Regions from separate parts of the Homo sapiens genome. Here region 2 is linked to region 1. Evidence: chromatin contacts called from ENCODE Hi-C data. All regions are on one chromosome and are shown on one strand. Each heading gives the region's core, a stretch centred on a gene start or an enhancer-like site at or near the end of the contact. The rest is flanking DNA. Distances are from core to core; before and after follow the strand shown.

Evidence for each region. Hi-C counts contacts between places; a loop is a spot of excess contacts on that map. Pooled maps may share reads with other maps.
Region 2: a loop to region 1 is called in a map of CD8-positive, alpha-beta T cell, with 20 times the contacts of the local background. The contact joins the promoter of ZNF646 here to the promoter of HIRIP3 in region 1. A Hi-C loop is called at or near these places in 2 of 168 maps with a recorded cell type or tissue (CD8-positive, alpha-beta T cell and gastrocnemius medialis) and 6 of 50 pooled maps.

Annotation. Positions count from the first base shown.
Region 1 is chr16:29,992,275-29,999,139 of GRCh38, forward strand. It overlaps HIRIP3 (HIRA interacting protein 3), which reads right to left and starts at 3,343. Exons shown (of 7, transcript NM_003609.5): 1 at 3,267-3,343; 2 at 3,069-3,189; 3 at 2,829-2,943; 4 at 1,632-2,569; 5 at 1,366-1,534; 6 at 1,185-1,283; 7 at 56-1,096. The coding sequence starts at 3,331. The coding sequence ends at 933. INO80E (INO80 complex subunit E) reads left to right here and starts at 3,967. Exons shown (of 7, transcript NM_173618.3): 1 at 3,967-4,117; 2 at 4,273-4,343; 3 at 4,534-4,586. The coding sequence starts at 4,037. RefSeq lists enhancers at 833-1,333, 1,334-1,834, 3,691-3,860, 3,921-4,050.
Region 2 is chr16:31,070,762-31,077,626 of GRCh38, forward strand. ZNF646 (zinc finger protein 646) reads left to right here and starts at 3,661. Exons shown (of 3, transcript NM_014699.4): 1 at 3,661-3,870; 2 at 5,485-6,865. The coding sequence starts at 5,564. ZNF668 (zinc finger protein 668) reads right to left here and starts at 3,479. Exons shown (of 3, transcript NM_024706.5): 1 at 2,898-3,479. RefSeq lists enhancers at 2,355-3,155, 2,447-2,741, 3,361-3,894, 3,400-3,539, 3,895-4,427 and a silencer at 2,630-3,089.

The DNA.
Region 1 (6,865 bases), core at 2,093-4,592:
CCTTCTGTCTTTGGTGTGCGTGAAGGACTGCTCAGTGGCCACTGAATAGTACTGCTTGTGTTTTATAAAGAGAATTTATTGGGCTGTGTATCTAAACATTTCAGTGATTTTAATGACTTTAGGTGTGACCAGATCTCGGATCTCAAAGGTGGTCTTCAACCCCTTGACCTCTAATTCGTTTTCTTTGCTTTGACTTCAAAGATTCTTAGGTTTGCCTCCCACACAGACCCCAGGCAGCTCCATGCTCACGAATCTTCCCGCAAGCCTCAGCAGCCAGAGTTCAGTGGAGACCTCATGTGACTGCAGAGGCTGGGCCTGTAGCCAGAGGCCTAGAGGGCTAGGACTGGCCCAGGAGGTATGGGCTTTTCCCCACCCCTTTGAGGCTAACAGCCCATGGACAAAGTGGCTGTTTGCATAAGGGAGAAGGCTTAAGCACTGGCTGCCCTCAAGTCATTCTATCCCTCTCCCAAGTGGGCATTAGGTTATCAGACTAGGCTAAAAGCAGAGGGGCCACGGGGTAGGCGGGCAGCACAGGAGCCACACACCCTTCTCCAAAAGGGTCTGGTGGCTGTTGGATGACAGGGTCTGGAGGCAGGGACTTCTTCCAGGAACCCGGGGGAAATTAAAGGGAACCAGGCCAGGGGAGGAGGTGGAGGCAGTGACTACTGCTCAGTTTCCTGGCCCAAAATACAGGAGGTGAGAATGGGGGACCAAATTTGATGAGGTGATTAAAAACACTCCTTTATTGAGTCTTAAAAAATAAACACCTTAAAGGGACAGCGTGAAGCTGAGAAGTAGCATCCCAACAGCTTGTGTCCTTGGGAGCTGCAGTCTTCTCTGAAGGAAGCTGCTTCTGTTCCACAGACACAGGGCAAGGGGTGCTATGTATGCTTTGTACATGTATCAAGGGTCCCTCCTGGGGGTGGCAGAGCTCAGTTACTCTCGCCATCACTGCTGATGATGCCACGCATATGTGACCAGTCTGGGGGTGCGGGACGGGGCCGCTCTTCATCTGAGTCCAGGGTCCGTCGGTACAGCTCCCCTGGGGGTGCTGCTTCTCCTAAAGGGTTCCAGGCTGTACGTCTGCGTGGCCGGCCTAGGGGAAAGGGGAAACGAGAGATCAGATGTCTGAGAAGGTCCAACCCCACCTATCTGCTCCTGGGCAGTGAGAGGAAACCCCTTACCCGAGCCACTGATGATGTTCGCAACATCCAAGGAGGCCACCTCAGCTGCCTCCTCCCTCTGCTCCTTCAGGGCCCGACACTTCCCTAGGGAAGGGGTACCTGGGGCAGAAGAAGCTGGTGATTCTCTCCTCCCCAGCAGGAAGGCCCTCTCCTGCAGCCCCCAGGGCACGCCGGGCCTCACCCTTCATGCCTAGCGCTTCCAGTTCTGCCCGGAGGATACTCAGGCGCTCCTTGTGTGAGCAACAGGAGCCCAACAGCTTCTTGTAGTTTCGATGGGCACCACAGGCCCGAATGTAGCGCTTCAGCCTCATCACAGCCGGGTGGTCCTCTCCACGGCGACCTGAGCCAGCCTAGCAAGGAAAGAGCAGCTGAAGGCCAAGCCTGCTGGGCCTGAGGCAGGGTCTCCCTCTTCCCTAATAGTGGCCTCCCACCCCTCCTCACCCTCACCTTCCCTCCTTTGGCCTCTGGACTTCCATCTGAGGAGGAAGAGGAGCTTCGTGTCCTGCCTTTCCTGGAGCTCTTCTTGGAAGAGCGGTTCTTCCTCTCCCCCTGGGGGCCTCCCCCTGCCTCGCTGTCACTTACCTCCCTCTCCAAGTCACTTTCCTCACCACTGGTGCTGCCCAGTCTGGCCATCTTTCTAGAGCCTTTAGCTGTGGGTTCCCCCTTCCCACTGTCTTCCTCGTCCTCGCTGCTTCCACTCAACCTCTTCCCACCCTTAAGCTGGGTCCTGTCCTCACTCTTCCTCTGCACTGGGGGTTCTCTATCTCTCCCACTGTCATCCCCACTGCTGGCTGCCTCTTTCTGCTCTTCCTCGCTGTCTGAGTCTCCCAAGAGCCTCTTTGCCTGGCTTTTCTGCTTACAGCTCCTCTCCTCCCTAGCTGACTTTCTCCGGCCATTGCTCCTGGTTCTGGGTTTCCAATCCCCCTTTTCCTCATCCTCTTCTTTCTCTTCCTCCTCCACTTCCTCCTCTCTCTGCTCTTTCTTCTGGGCTAGGATCTCCTCTTCACTCTCCTGTTCACTTTCCTTCAGGCTTTTAGTTCCTTTATTTCCCTCCACCTTCTTTGCTGTCCTCTGAACGGGTTCTGCCTCGCTCTCCTCACTTTCTTCCCTGGCCTGCTTCCTACTGACTGAGGCCTTGCCTGGTGCCTGCTTCTTTACCACAGGTTTCTTCCTAGTCTTCCCCTTGTACCCCTTTTCCTCCTCCTCACTGCTCTCCTCTCCCCTCTGTGCGGGCAGGTCCCTCTGCCGTTCCTCATCACTGCTCTCCTCAACTGCCTTTGAGGCTCGCCTTGGATTCTCCTCTTTGGCTGGGCTGACTTCTGCTGCCACCCCATTCTTTGCTGGGGGTCCAAAGTAGTCTGGGCTGGAGGCTTCAGAGCCGGACTCTGGAATATGGAGAGGAGAGAGGGTTGAGACAGGCTCCTCCTGTCCCTTCTCCCTTCACTTCGGATAGGTTGCCTCGAGCCCTGCCCTGACAGTTGGAGGGGCAGCAGGAAACAGCTATCTGTACTTGCTGTTCCCGGTTCCTGACTCACTAGCCTTGCTCCCTCATCTAACGCCTGGGGACATAAGAGATGCGCAGTGAATGCTTCTTGAGTGAACCAACGATGCAGAAGGCCCCCACAGCAGGGAGGAAGCACTAACCCGACTCTGAATTGAAGCGGAACCTTTTTCTCTCCGGGTCGCTACAAGGGGTGGGAGGCCTCTTGCCCTTCTTGGTAAGGTCCAGTTTGTCTTCCCTGGAAGCGGCTTCATCCACCTGTGTGTGCGCCAAGAGGGCAAACTATGCACCAAGGCTGCGCTCACCGCGCCCCGTCAGGCCCCTCCTCCTCAGCAGCAAGCCCCGCCTCCGCCTCCCGCGGCCCAGGCTCCGGCCCGGCACACCTGCATCTTCAGCAGCTCCTCCTCCACCAGCCGCTTCAGTGCCTGCTTCTCCTCGGGCTCCAGGTGGCTGCGGCCCGAGTGAGCTAAGTACCTCCGCCGCACGATGGAATGCGTAAGCGTGCTGCAGGGACATGGTGTCAGGACGGAGTCCCGACCCACCCGCGCCCTTTCCAACCCCATCTCCAACCCCCTGGGCACCTGAGGTCCGGGCGGCCTCGGAAGAAGCTACGGGTGAACTCCTGCATCTCCTTCTCCCGCGCCATTTTGCTCAACCCGGGATTGACGGCTCCCGCCTTTTTTTCTTCTCGGCCTCCGTCAGCGCGTTTGACAGCGGCTCGCGCACGCGCAGTGCTGCGGCAACGTGGGGCGAGGGACCGTTGGCCCTTGGCCGCGGACCGCGTGGGCCGAGAACTTTGCCAGACGAGACTTGTTTTCTCTGGGCAGTTGGAGGGTCTCGCGGCTCCTACCCTTTTTTGGAACGGATCATTTTAAAAGTTCTCGTTAGAAACCAATTCGGCGCCGGCACCCTTTGGGTGAAACCTAATCAGCCCGCGACGCTGCCTTTCTCACTGGTCACGGGCAACAGCTAGGCTGCTGTTATTTCGCAAGGCAGAAGAGAAAAGGCATCCTCGCGAGCAGATGAGGAACCTCGGGGATAAATCCTTTTGTGGCTTCAAGTGTCTAAGTACATTAGAGTCAGGAACGGCGCTTTCCAGCGTCCGCCATTTTTGTGGCGTCACCGCGTCGCTGCTACGCCATCCCCAGCGCAGTGGCTGCCGCGCTCCTGTCCCAGTGTCCCCCGGGAGGTCGGCCCGTGCGGTGACGCCCCTGAGCGCGGGGTACGCCGGGAGTTGTAGTCCTGACGGCACAGCCTTGCAGCGTCTCCGGAAGTGGAGGCGGGAGCGGCACGGCAGCCACTGCTTGGGGTAGCGGGAGGGCAGACTCTGGGCGCCACTCCCGGGCCGGTCATGAACGGGCCGGCGGACGGCGAAGTGGACTACAAAAAAAAATACCGGAATCTGAAGCGGAAGCTCAAGTTCCTCATCTACGTGAGTGCTGCCGCGGGAAGGCTGTGGGGGATGAGGCCTGGCGCGGACAAGATCTCAGTTTACCCAGGTGTAAAGTGGGTGGGGCGAGCGGCCGCTGGTTCCGGGGCCCTTCACGGAGGACCGTTGGCCCAGCGCACCCCTTGCCCGTGATACAGGAGCACGAGTGCTTCCAGGAGGAGCTGAGGAAAGCGCAAAGGAAATTACTGAAGGTGTCCCGGGACAAGAGGTGAGGCACGTTGCAGGGGCGGAGGGCGATGTGCTTCCTAGGAAATCTACATTCGGACCCCATCCCCGAGTAGGGCCACAAGTGCATGGGCTCTTTCAAGTATCCGATGGGCCAGCTGGGAGGGACAGGTACCCAGGAGGACATTGCTGCGCTGGAAAATCACTGTCCGTGTCTCCTTCCCTCCCCTCAGTTTCCTCCTAGACCGACTTCTGCAGTACGAGAACGTGGATGAAGACTCTTCGGGTGAGCAAGGTCTTCAAAAATTGGTGGAGAGCATGGTTCCTGGTACTTAGCAAGCTTCCTGGGCCCCCGCCTTTTAGGCAGTGGTGGCTGATGCAGCCCCCAGTGGTCCTTAAGCCTAGTTGCTTGCCTTCCACCTCCACCGTTCTTTCATTCAGGCACTTACTGAGCACCTATTGTGTTTCAGGCACTGTGCTTGGCACAGGGGATACAGCAGAGGCAGAGATAGGCAAAGCCCTTGGCCTCTTGTAATTTATATTCTAGTTGGGAAGAATAAGTAAATGAAGACAATAGACTAGAATTTTAGGTCATAGGAAGGACTTGAAGGTAATGAAAACAGTTATGCGGTAATGATTATAGTAGAACAGGGGTTGATGAATTGTTTCTGCAAAGGGCCAGATGGTAAGTAAGCTTTTTGCAACATACAATCTTTGAAGCACCTACTGAACTCTGCCATTGTAGTAGCAGCCGTACCCCATAGGCAAATACATGAGTATGGCTATGTTTCTATAAAACTTTATAGGCACTGAAATTTGAATTTCATATTTTTCCATATGAAAAATTTTTCTTTAGTTTTTTTTTTTTCCAACCGTTTAAAAGCTTAAAAGCCATTCTTGGCCAGGTGCAGTGGCCCACGCCTGTAATCCCAACACTTTGGGAGGCCGAGGTGGGCGGATCACAAGGTCGGGAGTTCAAGACCAGCCTGACCAACATGGTGAAACCTCGTCTCTACTAAAGATACAAAAATTAGTCGGGTGTGGTGGCGTGCACCTGTAATCCCAGCTACTGGGGAGGCTGAGGCAGGAGAATCATTTGAACCCTGGAGGCAGAGGTTGCAGTGAGCCGAGATCGCTGCCACTGCATTCCAGCCTGGGTGACAGGGCGAGACTCCGTCTCAAAAAAAAAAAAAAACGCCCTTCTTAGCTTGCAGACCACACAAGCAGGCAGCAGGCAACCTCTGAATGGAGTACTCAAGAAAGGCCTTTCACAGAGTGACATTTGAGTTGGGACCAGAGAAGAAACCAGCCTTCCATCCTGGGCAACATAGTGAGACCCCATCTCAATTAAAAAAAAATTAGCCATGTATAGTGGTGTATACATGTGGTCCCAGCTACTTGGGAGGCAGAACCAGGAGGATCCCTTGCCTGAAAGGTCAAGGCTGCAGTGAGCCATGATAGCACCGCTGTGCTCCAGCCTGGGTGACAGAGCAAGACTGTCTCAAAAGAAAGAAACCCCATCCTGGCTAACACAGTGAAACCCTGTCTCTACTAAAAATACAAAAAGTTAGCCGGGGATGTTGGTGGGCACCTGTAGTCCCAGTTACTCGGGAGGCTGAGGCAGAAGAATGGCGTGAACCTGGGAGGTGGAGCTTGCAGTGAGCTGAGATTGCACTACTGCAGTCCAGCCTGGGCAACAGAGCCAGACTCCATCTCAAAAAAAAAAAAAAAACAAAAACCAATCTTGTGAAGAAGTGGGCTAGAGCTGTCCCGGCAGAATAATATAAATGCAGCTACCCTGAGGTAAGAACAGGTCAGGCTTGGTTGAAGAGCAGAGGCATGAAAGAGAGAGAACACTGTTTTCGTCCTTTTATTTGAATATTGTCTGCAGTTAACTATATTTTACATCATAACCAGGGCCCCACATGTTAAACAAAACAAAGTTTAACGAAACATTTTTAAGATCACTGTATCCAATTCATCCTGACACTTTTTAGACTGCTTTTTTCCCCTTCTTTTAATGCTGGTTGCAAACCAATAAATTGATTTCATGACCCACTAATGGCTTGAGACCCACAGTTTGAAAAAGCCCTAAGGTAGGCATTTGTGGGCCTCTTCCTGGGTGAGGCCCTCGTAAGCCATGTCACGTAGAATCACCTCTCTCCGTGGTGCCTTTAAACATTGGTCTGGGCCGGGCACGGTGGCTCACGCTTGTAATCCCAGCACTTTGGGAGGCCGAGGCAGGCAGATCACGAGGTCAGGAGATCGAGACCGTCCTGGCTAACATGGTGAAACCCCGTCTCTACTAAAAATACATAAAATTAGCTGGGTGTGGTGGCGGGCGCCTGTAGTCCCAGCTACTCAGGAGGCTGAGGCAGAAGAATGGTGTGAACCCGGGAGGCGGAGCTTGCAGTGAGCCGAGATTACGCCACTGCACTCCAGCCTGGGCAACAGAGCAAGACTCCGTCTCAAAAAAAAAAAAAAGCACATTGGTCTGAGGCAGGGATTGGCATGTGGCAGCCAGCCACGTTTTAGGACGTAGTGTTTTGTCAGAACGCATGATAC
Region 2 (6,865 bases), core at 2,411-4,910, 1.1 Mb after region 1:
GAACTCCTGACCTCAGATGATCCACTGCCTCGGCTTCCCAGAGTGCTGGGATTACAGGCATGAGCCACCGTGCCTGGCTTATTTTTATTTATTTTATTATTTATTGTTATTATTATTTGAGACAGAGTCTCCCTCTGTTGCCCAGGCTGGAGTGCAATGGTGTGATGTCAGTTCACTGCGACCTCTGCCTCCTGGGTTCAAGCAATTCTTCTGCCTCAGCCTCCCAAGTATTTGGGATTACAGGTGCCTGCCACCACAGCCAGCTAATTTTTTGTATTTTTAGTAGAGATGGCCATGTTGGCTAGGCTGGTCTGGAACTCCTGACCTCAGGTGATCCACCCACCTTGGCCTCCCAAAGTGCTGGGATTACAGGCTTGAGCCACCATGCCCGGCCTATTTATTTCATTTTTATTTATTTATTTTCTTTGAGAGAAAGTCTTTGTTGCCCAGGCTGGAGTGCAGTGGCTGCATCTCAGCTCACTGCAGCCTCCACCTCCCGGATTCAAGTGATTCTCCAGCCTCAGCCTCCCGAGTAGCTGGGACTACAGGCGAAAGCCATCACACCTGGCAAACTTTTGTATTTTTAGTAGAGACAGGGTTTCACCACATTGGCCACGCTGGTCTCGAACTCCTGACCTCAAGTGATCCGACCGCCTCAGCCTCCCAAAGTGCTGGGATTACAGGCGTGAGCCACCGTGCCTGGCCTTTATTTTTATTTAGAGATTGGGTCTCACTCTGTCACCCTGGAGTGCAGTGGCTCAATCATAGCTCACTTCAGCCTCAAACTCCTGCACTCAAGCAATCCTCCTGAGTAGCTAGGACTATAGGCACCCACCACCACACCTCGCTAATTTATTAAAAATTCTTTGTATATAGAGATGGAGGTCTCACTACGCTGCCGACAGTGGTCTCAAGAACTCCTGGCTTCAGATGCTCCTCCACTATGGCTTCCTAAAGTGCTGTGATTACAGGCATGAGCCACAGTGACCAGCACCCCTCCTCTCTAATTTCCTTTATGGTGTCATCTGGACAATACTCCTTGCAAGCTTACCATGGGCAAGGTATCATTCTAAGCATTTTGTGCATAATACTCAACTACTCAAGCCAACTGCACAGCTGCCTAGCAGTTCATTATGAGTGAATGTTTGTGTTCCCTGTCCATTCATATATTGAAATTCTAACTCTCATTGTGACTGTATTTGGAGACAAGGCCTTTATGGAAGTAATTAAGGCTGAATGACGTCATAAGGGTATGGCCCTGGTCCAGTAGGATTAGCGTTCTTATGAGAAGTGACACCACAAAGAAACAAGCTTACTAGTCACGGTCCCAGCCAGTGTTCAAATCCCAAACACCTGCTCTCTGAGCCCTGACTATTGCTTTGCTAGCATTACACATCTTATGGTTTGGCTGTTAATTCTTCATCACCAGCACCAGAGTCCAGGCTGGCAAAGGGCTAGGAAACCGATCATCTGCCTCCTCTACACCCAGAACCCTGTGTGGTGACCCAAAACAAATGGAAAGAACCAACCTCAGATGAAATTTGAACCCAGGTCTGTAGCCTCTGCCTCCTCCACAGTAGGAGTTTGTGAGAATGTCCACCAATAACTGTTTATTAACTAAATTCCTCCACCTTTCCAACTCCACAAGGCTCAACTATTGCCCCAATATCCCACAGTGGGCTCCCTGTCGTGGCGATGAAGCCTTGCTTTGCCTCACTACTGGCTTAGGAAGGGGATGAAGTTCTGCTGTCTCACTAGGCAAGCAAAGATTCAATTTCCAAAAATCCTAGGCTAGGACCCTGGGGCAGGGATGAGGAGAAAAAGGAGGCACCTCAATCTTCCCATCTCTAAACAAGCAGTCACCACACAGGCCTCACGGCCAGGAGTGACGTAGTGAGCGGATGAACCCTGCAGAAGTGAGCGCTAATCATATCCTAGGCCTCCTACCGGGCCAGTTCACAACCTGATCCCAACCTACTTTTCCAGCCTCAGCTCCAGCGACAGAGTCCTCCTCCCGGCAGCGACCGAACCTCCAGCCACAATTCTCAATCCTCCACCTCTAGATGCAGTTTCCTGGGCTCGGGGAGCCCTTGCCTGCCTTCTCCAACGGGAAAGCCCCTTTACATCCTTCAAGAACCCCCTTCCCTAGTGCCCTCAGGAATACTTTATGGCAGTAGAGAGGTAAGGGCCCCACGCCGCTCTGGACCTCAGTTTCCTCATCAGTAAAATGGGGTCCCTTAAGTTTGTGGGAGTTTGAAGGGCGGTGGGGCCTACGAAGCGCGCCGAGGAGCCGAGAGTTGCAGAAACCCGGAGCTCCTCGCTCCTCGCAACCGTCTGTACGCGGCGCCCCCGCCAGCCAGGCAGCCCCTGGAGGGCAGGACCCCGGTTATAAGCCTCAGAAAACGTGGCTTCGGAGGACGTGGCAAGGAGGACTGAACGAAGGATGAGGAGATGAACAAATGAATGGACGGAAGGCCGAATGAGGGACAAAGGCTTGCAAGATGGCGTTCTCTAGGACCGCGGGAGTGGTGGCCGGGCCTCAGCAGGGGAGGGGGCCGCCGGCGCCTGGGATCTTGCAGCGCGGGCCACGCGACCGGGACAAAAACCCAAAACATGGCGGGCTCTAGGACCCCCGGGACCACACCGCGCCGGGCCAGCAGCCGCGCGGGCCGAGCCTGGGTGTCCGCAGCCCAGAACCGCGGAGACAGCCGGCGGGTTCTAGGACCTGCTGGGCCCGCAATGCGCCCGGGGCCGCTCACAGCCCGCCCCGCCCGCGCTGCTCGCGCTGGGCCAACCCGGCCCGCCCTCGGCGCCCGCAGGGAAACTGAGGCCAGCTCGGATCGTGGCCGCGTGGGAGCTGCCCGGGGCCCTCGCGGCTTCCCGCCGACGTTTCCTACCTGATGAGACTTGTGCTGACTCCGTGGCGTCGGCGTCGGCTCCTCGCACCGACGGAGCCCGGACCCTGCCAAACAGGGGCCGGCGCTAGGACCCAGCGGGGGGCGGGGAGGTGGGACCGGTGGCGCGGCGAGCGGAAGTGAGGGATCTTCCTCAGCTAGGAAGGAAGGGAAAGTTCCCGGGGAACCTCCAGCCTATGGCGGCAGAGAAGCATCTTGCAAGAGGTCTCTGTGTGTGCTGAGGCAAGGGGACGCCAGGCAGGCTGACGGTATACGCCCGCCTTGTGTTAGTCTGGGGCCAGGTCACCGGCAATGTCTTCAAGAACCAGAAGGTGGGAGGACAAAAAGGCCATGCTCAAGCTCTGCAAAACCTAAGTCCAATTATATTCCACAACATTTCCTTTAATAGCAAGGAGTGGGTTTCACGAAGTTTTCTCCATCTGCCTTGGGAAAAGTCCTCCAGAGAGCCCCACGAAAAGTGTCACCAAAGTACTGTGGCCAGGGCTGTAGAATCTTTTTCTCCCTTTCTGCGCCTATTCAATATGCACCGGAACGATTCTAGCTGCTCTTGCCGGAAGTGTGGCTAGCTTAGCGTGCAAAGACGCCGCGTTGTGACCTACGTGGGCGGAGTCAGCCGTGCAGACCTAGAACTTAGCGCCGGAAGTGTGTCTGCGTAAAACTGCGGCTCGGAGGCGGGACAGGCAGTGCTCCCGAAGCGGAAGTTTCGCGGGGAAGCTTTTGCACCTAAGGACACTTCCTGTTTCCTAGTAACAATAGGAAGTGTCCGTAGAGCTGGGAGTAGACTCCTGGCTCATGCCAGCTGCGCCCTCTTTTCTCTACCTCCTTCCTCTTCCCCCCTTCTCCTTTCCCTCTTTCCCTTCCCTCCCACCTCCCGGGAACCCTGGCTGAGTGTGCGTGTGTGGGAGCGCGAGAGCCCCCCGACAGCCACCCCTTGGGGCGCGCGGCTGCAGTTAGGGTAAGGGTCCCAGTGCGCAGGCGCGCTCTTGTTCGCGGTCCCCAACTGACGCGCCCGCGGCGGGAAGGAGAGGGGGCCGCCGGTGCGAGGTAGGCGTCCTGAGAGGAAATTGGCAGACGAGATGAGTGAGGTCAGAGGACTTCATTGGTGGTTGACTAGGGGAGGGGACTTTTGATCAAAGGGGCTTTGTGAGGTGAGAATTCCGGGGGCAGGTTCAGTGAAGGGGTTTACGGTCGGAGACAGTTGTACTGGGGTCCCATGGGAAGAAGAGTCAGAGTTGGAGAAGGACAAGACGATGTAGGGGGCATGAGAGAGCAAGGGCTTTGGGATGAAGACCGCCTCAGTCAGGGGGTTTGCTGTTACGTGAACTAGAATAACAGGCATTGCCGTGTGTTCTGAGGATTGAGTAACACAATGAATATAGTTAGCACAGTGCCTGGCACATGGTAATATAATACTCTTCATGAGTTGCTGTCATCATCAGTATTAAGAGAGGAGGCAGAAGAAAAAAATGAGAAAGACTGGTGAGGGTAAGATCAGGAGGCATGGGAGAGAAAAGGTAGGCAATGAAGTGACATTACAACCTGGTATTGATGTTATTCCCAAGATGGAAGATAGTTTGAGTTCAAGGGAAGTAGATAAAAGAAGTCGCTAAGAGAGTCTTTTGGGGTTTTTTGTTTTTTTGAGATGGAGTCTCGCTCTGTCACCCAGGCTGGAGTGCTGTGGTGGGATCTCAGCTCACTGCAACCTCCACCTCCCAGGTTCAAGCAGTTCTTCAGCCTCAGCCTCCTGAGTAGCTAGAATTACAGGTGCCCACCACCACGCCCGGCTAATTTTTGTATTTTTAGTAGAGACAGGGTTTCACCATGTTGTCCAGGCTGGTCTTGAACTCCTGAACTCAGGTGATCCACCAGCCTCGGCCTCCCAAAGTGCTGGGATTACAGGCGTGAGCCACCACACCTGGCCCAGTTAAGAGAGTCTTAACTCTCTTAACTCTCTTGTCACAAGGAAAAGAGACCTTGTGACACTGAAATGACTCGGGGTGGTGGGGGAACAAGCCAGCCCTTTCCCTGAAGGAGGCCTCTAACCTCTCCTCTCAGGTCCTCAGCTATTAACTGGAGGAAACAGCTGCTTTTTCAGTGCTTCTCAGCTACTCTGTTTAGCTGAGAGATGAAGTAGGAAGATTTGGACTTCTCTTATTGAAAGGCCTAGAGAAGGTTTTGGTGTCCTTTTAAGATGTCACAGAAAATTTTTGTTTCAGGATTGTAGGGAGCAGATTCCTACTGTTCTTAAAGGACAGTAATGCCTTTTGAGTCTGGTCTGAAGAACATAACAGGTCTGTGATCAGAAGTAGGTTGCATCTCTCTCAACTTTAATTTCCTTAGCTATACCTGTAGGGATGACTTAAGCCTAGGGGAGCTCCTATATTTGGGAAGCTTGTGCACAGGGAAGCCTTAAATGATGGTGCCTGCAGATTGGATCTAGTAGAAATTAGGTCCTTGGGCATGGATGCTTGGGGAACCTCTCAGTGACCTCAGGTGAACTTGTTGCTCGTAGAGCCAAGAGGCGAAGTTAATTCAGGCCTTCCTTTTGACCACTGCCCCCTCTTCCTAGGCCTTGGCCCCTCCACCAGAGGAAGGTGCTGCCACGTGTCTGCTCCTTCTGAACCTCCAGGTTTCTGCTACGTTGCCCCATGGAGGACACACCCCCCTCACTCAGCTGCTCCGACTGTCAGCGCCACTTTCCCAGCCTCCCAGAGCTCTCTCGGCACCGAGAACTGCTCCATCCATCTCCCAACCAGGACAGTGAGGAGGCTGACAGCATCCCTCGGCCCTACCGTTGTCAGCAGTGTGGGCGGGGCTACCGTCACCCCGGGAGCCTGGTTAACCATCGTCGGACCCACGAGACTGGCCTTTTCCCCTGTACCACCTGTGGCAAGGACTTCTCCAATCCCATGGCTCTCAAGAGCCATATGAGGACACATGCTCCTGAGGGCCGCCGCAGGCACAGGCCCCCACGCCCCAAGGAAGCCACTCCACACCTCCAGGGTGAGACGGTGTCCACTGACTCCTGGGGCCAAAGGCTTGGCTCTAGTGAAGGCTGGGAAAACCAGACAAAACATACAGAAGAGACACCTGACTGTGAATCTGTACCTGACCCCAGGGCAGCTTCGGGTACGTGGGAAGATCTGCCCACCAGACAAAGAGAAGGCTTGGCAAGCCACCCAGGTCCTGAGGATGGTGCAGACGGCTGGGGACCCTCCACTAACTCTGCCAGAGCCCCTCCTCTCCCCATCCCAGCCAGCAGCCTTCTTAGCAACTTGGAACAGTATCTGGCTGAATCAGTAGTGAACTTCACAGGGGGCCAGGAGCCCACCCAGTCCCCTCCTGCTGAGGAGGAGCGGCGGTACAAATGTAGTCAGTGTGGCAAGACCTACAAGCACGCCGGGAGCCTCACCAACCACCGCCAGAGCCACACGCTGGGCATCTACCCCTGTGCCATCTGTTTCAAGGAGTTCTCTAACCTCATGGCTCTGAAGAACCACTCTCGACTGCATGCCCAGTATCGGCCTTACCACTGTCCCCACTGCCCCCGTGTCTTCCGGCTCCCCCGGGAGCTGCTGGAACACCAGCAGTCCCATGAGGGTGAAAGGCAGGAGCCACGCTGGGAGGAGAAAGGGATGCCCACCACCAATGGGCACACAGATGAGAGCAGCCAGGACCAGCTCCCCAGTGCACAGATGCTGAATGGCTCTGCGGAGCTCAGCACCTCTGGGGAGCTGGAGGACAGTGGCCTGGAGGAATACCGGCCTTTCCGCTGTGGGGACTGTGGCCGTACTTACCGCCATGCTGGGAGCCTCATCAACCATCGAAAGAGCCACCAGACAGGTGTCTACCCCTGCTCACTCTGTTCTAAGCAGCTGTTCAATGCGGCTGCCCTCAAAAACCATGTGCGGGCTCATCACAGGCCCAGGCAAGGAGTTGGGGAAAATGGG